Regions from separate parts of the Homo sapiens genome. Here all the other regions are linked to region 1. The links are chromatin contacts, found by Hi-C or POLR2A ChIA-PET in ENCODE. All regions are on one chromosome and are shown on one strand. The core of a region is the stretch at or near the end of the contact, and the rest is flanking DNA. Distances in the headings are between cores, read along the strand shown. Region 1 overlaps PARVA (parvin alpha). Region 2 overlaps TEAD1 (TEA domain transcription factor 1). Region 3 overlaps TEAD1 (TEA domain transcription factor 1).

Region 1 (3,392 bases), core at 487-2,986:
TCATTCCCAAACCAAACTCTGACCTAGTTCCTCCTCCAGTGGAAAACTACTGAGGATCCCTTCTTCTCCCCACCCCATCTATAGCTATGGCTTTCAGTGTTAAAAAGAAAGAAATAAATGAAAGTTATGTGGACCCTTCTTTTTCAATAAAGTATCGCATGGAATGTTCATCATTAAGCATCTGGACTCTGGCATCAGACAGACCTGGGTCCAAATGCAGGCTCTGCCACTTACCTGTATAACCTCAGGCAAGCTGTCTAACCTCGCCGTACCTCACTTTTCTCAGCTGTAAAATGGGGGTGTGATACTGACGATCCCTAGTTCATGAGGCTGTTGTGGAGATCAAGTATGGTACTTAGCAGAGTACCTGGCCTGGTATAGCTACCAAATAAATGTTAGCTAATGTTACTAGAGCACAAGTTAATTTTCTAAGTTCTAACTTATAACAGTTATAAAGCTTATCAGTGACAATAATTTGGCTGTTTGGATGAACAAAGGATTTTTAAAAACAGATTTCACTTTTTATTAGGTTGCTGCAAAGGTAATTGCGATCTTTGCCATCTTAATGGTAAAAACCACAATTACCTTTGCACCAACCTAATAGAACAGTTTTAGATTTACAAGAAATTGTGGGATAGTGCAGAGAGTTCCCATAGGCCCTGTACCCAGTTCCCCTATTGCCAACATTGTACATTGGTATGGTACATTTATTATAATTAATGAACCAATGTTAATACATAATCATCAACTAAAGTTCATACTTTATTCAAAACTCCTTAGTTTTTCCCTAATAGATTTCTTTTTCTGTTCCAGGGTTCCACCAGGGAAGGTACCATAGTACATTAGGTTGTCACGCCTCCCTAGGTTCCTCTTGGCTATAATAGCTTTTTTACTTTCCTTGTTTTTGATGGCCTCGGCACTTTTTAGGAGTACTGGTCAGGTGTTTTGTAGGATGCCCCTCTACTAGAATTTATCTGATATTCTTCTCATGGTTAGACGGAATTGAACACAGAAATGTAAAGTTAGCAGATTATGGATGACCACTCCAGTTTTCCCTTGGTCTCAGCATCCATGAAATTAGAATCAGATGTTTATGGGGAGTCTAAAAACATGGTTTGAAAAATCACTGGAGAAGATCAAGTCTACACTCCCTGGTGTGACCTACGAGGTCTTCTCACTCCAAGCCCTGCCCACATCACCAGCCTGCTTTATCACTCCTTCCTGCTGCAGGCACCCCCAGCTTCTCAGCATTCCCCTAATAGGTCCGGGCATTGAGGCATATCGACTCATCCCCCAGGAATGCCTTCCCTCCTTTCTCTGCCTGCCTAGTTTCTTTCTAATCTCTATGCAAAGACTCTAAGATCCAGTTTAACTTATCCTTCCTCCCTGATGCAATTCCCACTTTCCTTACAGAGACTGACACTGTCCCTAGGGTTCCCTGGGCACATCTCTCTATTGTCTTTCTCAGCTCTCATGTCTGCCTCTTCCTGTACACTGGAAGCTTCTTAAGAGCAGGAGCTGAGTCATAATCCTCTATTCCTCATGTCCAGCGTGAGCCTGGCACACAGTAGGTGCTTAAGAGATGCTTAATGAATGACTCTTGATGTTAGAGAAAGGTGCCATTTCTATACCATCTTTAACACAGAGCATGTTGCCTTCATCCTAAGAAAATGGGGTGCCCCAGTGGATGATGGATACCAGAGATTAACCCTTGGGTGGGTCTTTTAAGGCCGTTTTCTCCCTGCCCCAGAGGGTGTGGGAATGAGGTGTGAGTATGGAAAGGACCACCAGGGGGCTCCGGGATGCAGTTCACCAGCCCAGGCCGAGAGGAAGGCTCAGTGGTGGCTTCAGCAGCAAGCCTGGGTCTGGCAGAATCCTCAAAGAAAGTGTGTCAAAAGAGAGGTCTGTTTTGCTACTGATGTGCCAGGCTCTGTAGCAAGGACAGGATGTACCAGCCTGTTCTTTAAACATGTGTGGGCCCCTCACTGTCCTTTGCCCCAGAGGTCCCAGCCTACAGAGAAAGGGACAAAAGATCCTGAGAGCCAAGAAAATAATATTTGCAGGAAAAATGGTCTTGTTATATGCGCAAGCAGACCTTTACTTCATTCAGACTTCCTAATTTCCCTTTCCACGCCAGTGTTAATAGTTCTCCTTGGATCGCAAACTCTTAATAGATATTCCTAAGGCCAAAAGTATCACTGAGAAGTTGGAGCCAAAATCTCAGGGCTTTTCTTTTGAATTCTATAAGAAGAGGGGAAAACAGCTGAGTTAATCTGAAATAATGAAGCTGGAATTAGAAATTGCTCTGGTCAGTAACATCCACTGTTTTGTTTTTTTGTTGTGTTATTAAGAGTAATAATAACAATAGCTCTTGTGCATTGGGTGCCAACTCTGTGCCAGGCATTGGGATGCAGGCGTCTGCCTGTGCCAGGCATTTGTCTTTGGGCATACAAGGGGAATTAGGCCAGGATAATCTCTGCCCATTCTGCCACAAAGATATTATCTCCATTTCATAGATGAGGAAATTGAGGCCCGGGAACATTGCATGATTTGTTAAGGCTAGAAATCAGATTCTGTCCAGCTTCAAGATCTGAACCCTTTCCAATCACCCAAACATGCCTCAAAAGGATATAAAATAGTTGCCAATCTTAAAACATGACTGTGCTCCAGGGGAAGGGAAGGGATTATCACACGAGGCAGAAATGTATAGGCATTACAAGTACATCCATCATTAATAATAATGACAAAAGGATGAGAATATCTTACTGTTTTGGGCCATGGGCTTCCTAGCATTCATGTAGGCAAATGAAAATACAGAGGGATGTCTGCTAGAATGCGATATGGTTTGTATTCAAAAGATTCTTGTAGTTTACTTTAAAAGCAGTGTTATGATGGAACCTGTACACTCACACATTTTTAAGAAGCAGACTCCTCCTTCCAAGGGTTTTGACCCAGCTGCACATGATCTTACGTGCACCTCTCCTCTGCTTTAACCTCAGTAGTCAGGTGAGGTGCCCCGTAGGCTCCAGGGAGCTGGCACAGGCGGCTCCTTGTCCTGAAGGCTCTCTTGCCTCTATTTCCCAAGGTGGGGATTCTAAACAGCAGAGCCCAGAACCAAACTTGGAGAACACTCGAGCCCCCAGCTGAAAGACATTAATCACCCATGGACAGGTTTCTTGAACAGGAGAAAGTTTGTAACCAGAGAACAAAGCAGTTTCTGCACAAAACAGTAACTTAAGGAGGATATTCAAAAACCTCTTGGACTTTTGTCTCATGCCATAGCCTAAGTCCCTCTCAAAGCTGCCCACATTCTCAGGACCAGACGTGTACCCTGCCTTTGGCTGGGCCCCTGGGATTCCAGGGCCACACGGCAGCCGTGCGTGGCACATCTT
Region 2 (3,392 bases), core at 582-3,081, 500 kb after region 1:
AGACTGAGATGCTAAGCCACGATCCCACCTGAGCTGCTGCCACAATTAGCTTGATTCATGCTGTCACCTTTACCATTTCACCTCAAGAAAAACCTGAGAAGGAAAGAATTGATGTGCCATAGTCGGGGTGGCTGCATATTTTCAGACCCAGTTTTGCAAGGCGTAGTTGGATTAACTGGACACTTCAGGGATCTCAGTCAGTTGCTTAAAACTGAACCTAGGCCCTTGGTGGTGTGAGAGACCCCCTCTCCATGTGCAGGTAAAGATCCACGGTACCTCCTACCCCCCAGTCCACCCCATGTTAATTTACTTTTTAAATTAAAAAAGTGATGCAGGTTTGTTATGAATAGTTTGAGCAGTTGAAAAGAATATAGAATAAAAAGTGAGATCCTCCTTGCACACATACATGCCTGTGGTCAGCCAGATCCCAAAATTTGGAATGTATCCTTTTAGACTTATACGTATGTATCTACAACCATTATACGTATACATATACATCACTTGTTTTTACTAAAAAGGGATTATGCTCCAAGTGTTTCCTGCAACTTCATTTTCCCTACCTAAAGTGTCTTGGACATATGATGCCTTTTACAGCAATGAGAATTTGAGGGTAAGTCTCAGTTTTTATTCTCTGTGGTAAAGGTTTCTTGATAAGTAGAGTTGTCAGATTTATCAGGTTGCCCAGTTAAATTTGCATTTCAAATAAACAGTGAATACTTTTTTGGTGTACATGTCCTATACAGTATTTGGTATATATGTTCATATGTACTGAAAAAGTATTTGCTGTTCATTTGAGATGTGAGTTAACTGGGTTCCCCGTTTTATCTGGCAGCTCTGCACTTGTTAGTTCACTTACGTATCATTGGCTTGGGGTTGTTATTGTTGTTCTATGAAAAACTTTTCATGCACAAAACCTTGAAACCATAAAAAGGTCCTGTTTCCTGGGAAAGGTGGTGTCTGGGCCAGTGTTCACACACCTGATGAATGAGAAAGGTTTGGGGCCAGCTCAGCTGGGCACCCAGAATTCATTACTTGCCTCTATTGGAAAGAACTGGCCCGTGTAGCTGCTTTGTAGTTGGAGCTGAGACCTGACTCTTTCATCCTAGCCACTATGTGAAGTTGCCACTAGTGGTCACCTGAAGTTGTGTGGGTGATATTAATTGAATTTTTGAAAAACTAAATGCTGGTATTTGTAGGAATTTGCAGTGCAGACGGGCAGCCTTTCAACCAGTGCATAGCATAATTAGAGCAAGCTTTTAAGATTCTTTGAAGTGCCAAATGTTTATGAAATTCAAATAGGGGTGCCAATCTGCACAATAAAGGGGCCCTTGGTGGTGTTTTTAAAAATCTTCTATTTTGTAGATGTAAATATATGCCATAATTAGCGGGAAGTAACTTGAAGAGCCACGGCTGAGTTTATTCCTATTATTCTTATTTAAAACAGCTGTGGCAGGCAGGCTACAGCTGCTGTCTCATCATTGGGTTGGGCAGGGCATAAGGGCCGAAGTGAACACACTCAAAGACTCTTTTCTGAGGGCAGCTCGTTCACTCCCCCTACATGCTGGCTTCCTTGCTGGGGAGCTGTCTCACGGTTGGCCCAGCTTCCCCACCCACCCCAAGCCTCTGAATGTCAATGGGACTGGCTTCAAGGGTCTTAGCCAGAAGGCACTTGCCTGCAAATGAGAGGGCGAGGAGCCTTTTAGAGCAGCCAGCTTTCTCCAGACCTCCCCCTTCTCTCTGCCCATGGCAGTGCTGCCTCTAGGGGCACTGTTGCCCCACAGCCCCAGGCCCAGTGCAGAGCGATTGTCCTTTGGTGCCTGTGGGAGCAGCTGCAATGCCGCACTGCGTGCCCTGCCTGGCCGAGCCTTACCATGTGGCAGGCCTGGACGGCTGCCCGCCACAGGGCCCAGCTCCCAGCACCGCCTGCCAAGGAGCCAGATGCTACCATTGGAAAAAATTGCTTCACAATTTGAAATCTTGGTTCTTTGATCATTGCTCGGAGAGGATGAAGAAGAGAGGTTCAAAGTAGTGTTTTAAAATGCCAGCGTCTCGTTGCAGCCATCAGTGCCTATTAGACTGTCTCTGGTTGGGGACAGTCCTCTTGATGTTTTCATTTTTGCAACCAGGTCATTCTCCCCAGCTCTTCCAAGCCCTCTGGATAGGAAGGGAAGGTCCACAGCCTGCTCCTGACCCTGTGCCCCTGCTGTCCCCCTGCCTCGCGCCTTAGAGGTTATCTGCTTGCCTTTGTTCCAGCAGGCTTTTCCCCAATAAAGCTTGTAACAAAGTTGTTGTCATCCGCCAAATGCTGCCACCGCGTGAGCTGCTCACTCCCATTCTTCACTGGGCAGGAGTAGCCTTCACTTCCTGATCCTTCTGCCCCCACAGCCAGGTCTCCAGAGGACGGAGGTTTTGCAGGGATGATCCACTCTGTCCCCTGGCCTAGCACCCGCCTCCAAGGACTTCAGATCCCACATACTTGGGTGAGGCTTCATTCTTCCTTACCCTTGAAATGGGAAGGGTCAGTCTTTGGAGAGTGTTGCATTTTTCATATTTACTGCCAAAAGGCAAAAACATGAAATTTAAACCAAACAGATCCAGGATGGCTGGGCATGGTGGCCCACGCGTATAATCCCAGCACTTTGGGAGGCCGAGGCAGGTGGATCACTTGATGTCAGGAGTTCAAGACCAACCTGGCCAACATAGTGAAACCCCATCTCTACTAAAAAATACAAAAATTAGTGTGGTGGCGCACATCTGTAATCCCAGCTACTTGGGAGGCTGAGGCAGTAGAATCTCTTGAACCCAGAAGGTCGAGGTTGCAGTGAGCCAACATTGTGCCACTGCACTCCAGCCTGGGCAGCAGAGTGAGACTCTGTCTCAGAAAAAAGAACAGATCCATGAATAAATGGGCTTACTGAGTAAGAGGTAATAGAGGAGAAACGAATCCAGACTCTTATCTGGGGACTAAACTGTTTCAGTTGTGGAAGTAATGAGTATAAGAGAAGGATGATTTGGGAAAGAATTTGGAAACTTTTGATGGGGTGTATTTTTGTTTTCTGTTGCTGTCCGCTTCCTCTGCCCATCATTGAAACCGGCTTCTGCTTCGACTTTTTGTTGTTTTTCAGGACTTGCCCACAAATAGACCCTAAAGTCTTTAATTCACTCAACACACGTGTTAATGATGGCCTTTTTTTTAGTCCCAGAAAGAATTCTATAACATGTCTAATCATGCCTTTTGAGAAATTTATACCTGTTTGAGCTGTTATACTCAATACGTAAGACCCGTCATAAACACAAATCAGAAAAAGTCCTAATTTTTCTGTTTGGAAAAAGCCAGTGTTGCATCTGTGCCACACACCCGACAAACGTGGGTTGGGGCCAAGACTGGCTCC
Region 3 (3,392 bases), core at 250-2,749, 310 kb after region 1:
TGGGATATGGCCTTGTGCTTATTGTGGATTTTTTCCTTAGGGTGAATTCCCAGGAGCAGGATTTCTGGGTTAAAGGGCACAATTATTTTTTTGGCTCTCAATGGATATTGCTAAATTGCTTTCCAAAAGGGTTGTACCAGTTTATGATGCCACCAGCAGTGCGTGAAGGTACCAATTTCAGCATCTTGGCTTGCACTAGATAGTATAATTTTTACAAAAGTTTGGCTCAATGGTGCACATCGTTTAATTGATATTTCTTGGATTATGACAAGGTTGAGTATGGCTTTACTTACTATGTTTTGAGATTTTACTTAGTATTTTTGTTTTCTTACAGTCAGGACCTAGCTGTGGTTGAGGTCAGATTTTCTGTGTAGAGCTTTTCAGACTCTTGAATTTTACAGCGAAAAAACAAACCAAACTAACAAAAACCAAACCCAGAATTCATCTGTAAAATAAATACTTTGGACATATTTTGTGGTTGGATTAACTGTTCGTGATTTTAACTTCCTTATAGGTCATAAGTTAATAGGGCGGTATTTGGAGAGTAGCGGGGCTTTTCCTCTTCTCCTTAGATTCTCCTTTGTTCTTTCCCTCTACCATCCCCCCATTTCCTGTTTCCCTCCTCCCCTGTAAGCCCTGTTGTTGTCTTTTTGGAGATAAAACATAAAAGGATCAGCTTTTAGTCATGCTCCTTCAACTTATAAAATGTAGGTTGCCTAAATTATGTAGTACAGAGTGAGGATAAAGAAAATCACAGTATTGTAACACATTGCCTGTAACTGCTTTGCAAAAGCAAACGTCTCCCACGAAATCTTAGAAAGGTGTGTTTGAGGGTGTAATCTTGGCTTGTGGTGCAAGGGAGCCCAACTTGTTTTTCAAGTTGGTCTTGAATAAGTTTGTTCTTTCTGGAATGCTCGCCATCCTCAGTATGACAGAGTTCGCTTGATGACAAACTCTTTTACTCTCCTATACATACCATGGCCACTGAACTGGTTTGTTTATTTGCCTGGGGTAAATGATTGAAACACATTCCCCTTTGCAGTGGTGCTCAGCATTTGATAGATGATTCTTATTCCCCAGGCTCCTTCATGGTGATGCCAAGCCCAAGTCTAGCCTTCCAGTGGCCCCTGAGGCCACACTGTCCCCTCCGCAACAAACACTGAGAAAGACACACACTCTCTTGGGTGTGCACGTAGTTTATTGAGCTCGTGGGCTCTCCGTAATGCTGCCCCACTATGCGCATAGTAGGAGAATCCGATATTGGCAGAATAACTGGGTCTATGTACATAAAGTAGAATGATCGAGGCTCGATTTCAATTTAATTTGTTAATGAAACAAGATGGATCACATTTTCCCTTCCCGCACACCTCTCGGGCTGTTTGAGATGAGGCACAATTAATTTATTTGTACTGTCTGTGGAGGCGTATGCCAGCTAATGTAGTGCAAGAGCTTTTATCTTTATGTTTGTAATGAAGAGGGGCAGGCCGCTGGCAAATTGACAAGGAGTGCTGATGACTCATCCTCTGAATGCGAGTGCTTTCTTCTGAAATCATAAAATGCGCGTGCACACGCAAGCCTAGTTCCTGTTTGAAATGGACAGAACCCCTTTGGGAAAGTTCAGGTGCCTTTGAAACACTGCAGGGGAAAGAACAGGCCAGTGAGGCTGTTTCTCCGGCTCCCTGGCCTGTCTTGAGGGCAGAACCTCCTGCTCAGTGGGGGCCCTACTCTGGGATGGGAATTCCCATCCTCTCCCTGCCCTCTCCTCCTCGCCCCTCCTTTCCTTGGAAGGCTGGCTCCTTTGTACTGGTCTTTTGTGCTCCAGTAGGCAGCCTTCCCCACCTGCCAGGCCAGGTGCCTGGTTCACCTGGCGAGGCCTGTGCTTCCGGGGCTGCTCCCTAACCTTGATCCTGGGCAGTGCCCTGGGGCTTTGCTTTATGAGGCTGTGGATTCTGGGGCCTGGTTGATTTTAGCCTGGGAGTACACATGGGATTCCTCTGGCCTTTGCTTGAGTTCCCCAGGCCTGGGCTTGGTGGTGGCTGTGTTGTCACTCTGTTGATATGCCTCAGAAGAAATAGTTTACACAGTAACTAAAGTTGGTTTGGCCCTTTACAGTGTGTAAGGCTTTCTGGCATTAAAACAACTCTGAATTGGATATATTGTTACCCCACTTTATGGATGAGGAAATCGAGGTGCACAGAGGTTAAATGGAATGTCCATGATCAAGCAGCTAGCCGGTGGAAAGGTAGTGGGGACAAAACCTTGGACTTTAGAGTCTAAAACCTGACCTTACAATTTCTTTATAACATTCATTCATTAAGGACAAAATGAAACTTTTTCTGCATAAGAAATATATAAATTCTCTTCAAGAGTCATGTGAGAGTTTGACAGCGGACTAGAGTGACTATGGTTAACAACAACGTATTGTGTATTTCAAAGTAACTAAAAGAAAGGACTTGAATTGTTCCCAACACATAATAATGATAAATGCTCAGTGTGATGGATACCTTAAATTCCCTGACTTGATCATTACATATTCCATGCATGTAACAAAATATCACATGCACCTCATAAATACGTAAAGTATTACGTATCAGTTAAAAAAAAAATTAAAAAATATGTGAGTGAATATACAGATTTCTGTAGTTCAGTAGAATAACAGGAAATTCACAGGATGCTTTCTGGAGACTTAAAAGCAAAATGTTTGCAGTGGTCTGAGAAAGAAACCCTGAAGATTGTGGTCTAAGAAGTTTTCCTTCCTGTGTCAGATGCCTGGTCGAGCTGGTTGTACAGGAAGGCTAAGTGCATATGTCCCAGTCAGTCCTGTCACCCGGGTGTAAGCAACACAAATCACTGTGCATGGTTTTATTGAATTTCAGAGCCAGAAGGAACCATGGAGATTTTACAAATGAGGAAACTATGGCCTAGAGTGAGAGATTTTGTGTTGGGAAGAATTCCATTCATTTACCCAACCATCCTTCCACGCGTCCAACAAATATTTATTGAGCCAGTTTTGGGCTGGGAGATAAGGCTTAGGCTGTGAATGAAACAGGCACAGTCCTGTCTTCAAGGAACATAAAATAGCAGATGACACGGCTGAGCAGGAATGAGCATGGCATGGTAAGGGCAGTGATGAGTGAAGTCAGGGTAGCTTGAGGCACATAGGTGGGGCACATAACTATTGGAGTGGGAGAAGGTAGTTAGGGAAGGTTTCCTTGAAAGAGTGGTACCTCTGGTGAGACTTGAAGGATGTTGCTGAATGTCATTCTAAAAATGGAGAGGCTGTGTTGGCTGAGAATTGGGACGTCATAATTCTCAAATCCAACTGAAGTTGGTAAAAGGTTGTATGTGCTTGGAGACCGCAGATACTAGGCTCTGAGACTTAAATGCATGTA

Evidence for each region. A loop is a pair of places that touch in the nucleus more often than their neighbours do. ChIA-PET counts read pairs that join two places held with the same protein, here RNA polymerase II (POLR2A). Pooled maps may share reads with other maps.
Region 2: a loop to region 1 is called in a pooled map, with 2.7 times the contacts of the local background. The contact joins two enhancer-like sites. A Hi-C loop is called at or near these places in 2 of 168 maps with a recorded cell type or tissue (IMR-90 and PC-3) and 3 of 50 pooled maps. POLR2A ChIA-PET finds 5 or more read pairs at or near these places in 3 of 52 experiments (BJ, PC-9 and activated CD4-positive, alpha-beta T cell).
Region 3: a loop to region 1 is called in a pooled map, with 2.2 times the contacts of the local background. The contact joins two enhancer-like sites. A Hi-C loop is called at or near these places in 1 of 50 pooled maps. POLR2A ChIA-PET finds 5 or more read pairs at or near these places in 2 of 52 experiments (PC-9 and WTC11).

Annotation. Positions count from the first base shown.
Region 1 is chr11:12,410,680-12,414,071 of GRCh38, forward strand. All of the region lies in intron 1 of PARVA (parvin alpha), which reads left to right. Among named protein-coding and RNA genes, the nearest start is that of PARVA, 35 kb to the left of the region's middle. Within about 2 kb of position 1,737, at least 24 of the 41 ENCODE cell types and tissues checked have a DNase peak (open chromatin) inside an H3K27ac peak, as active enhancers do; they include PC-9, where a contact is called at or near this core.
Region 2 is chr11:12,912,965-12,916,356 of GRCh38, forward strand. All of the region lies in intron 10 of TEAD1 (TEA domain transcription factor 1), which reads left to right. Among named protein-coding and RNA genes, the nearest start is that of TEAD1-AS1, 8.3 kb to the right of the region's middle. RefSeq lists enhancers at 967-1,831, 1,832-2,695. Within about 2 kb of position 1,832, at least 10 of the 41 ENCODE cell types and tissues checked have a DNase peak (open chromatin) inside an H3K27ac peak, as active enhancers do.
Region 3 is chr11:12,723,017-12,726,408 of GRCh38, forward strand. All of the region lies in intron 2 of TEAD1 (TEA domain transcription factor 1), which reads left to right. Among named protein-coding and RNA genes, the nearest start is that of TEAD1, 50 kb to the left of the region's middle. RefSeq lists a silencer at 2,646-2,940. Within about 2 kb of position 1,500, at least 22 of the 41 ENCODE cell types and tissues checked have a DNase peak (open chromatin) inside an H3K27ac peak, as active enhancers do; they include PC-9, where a contact is called at or near this core.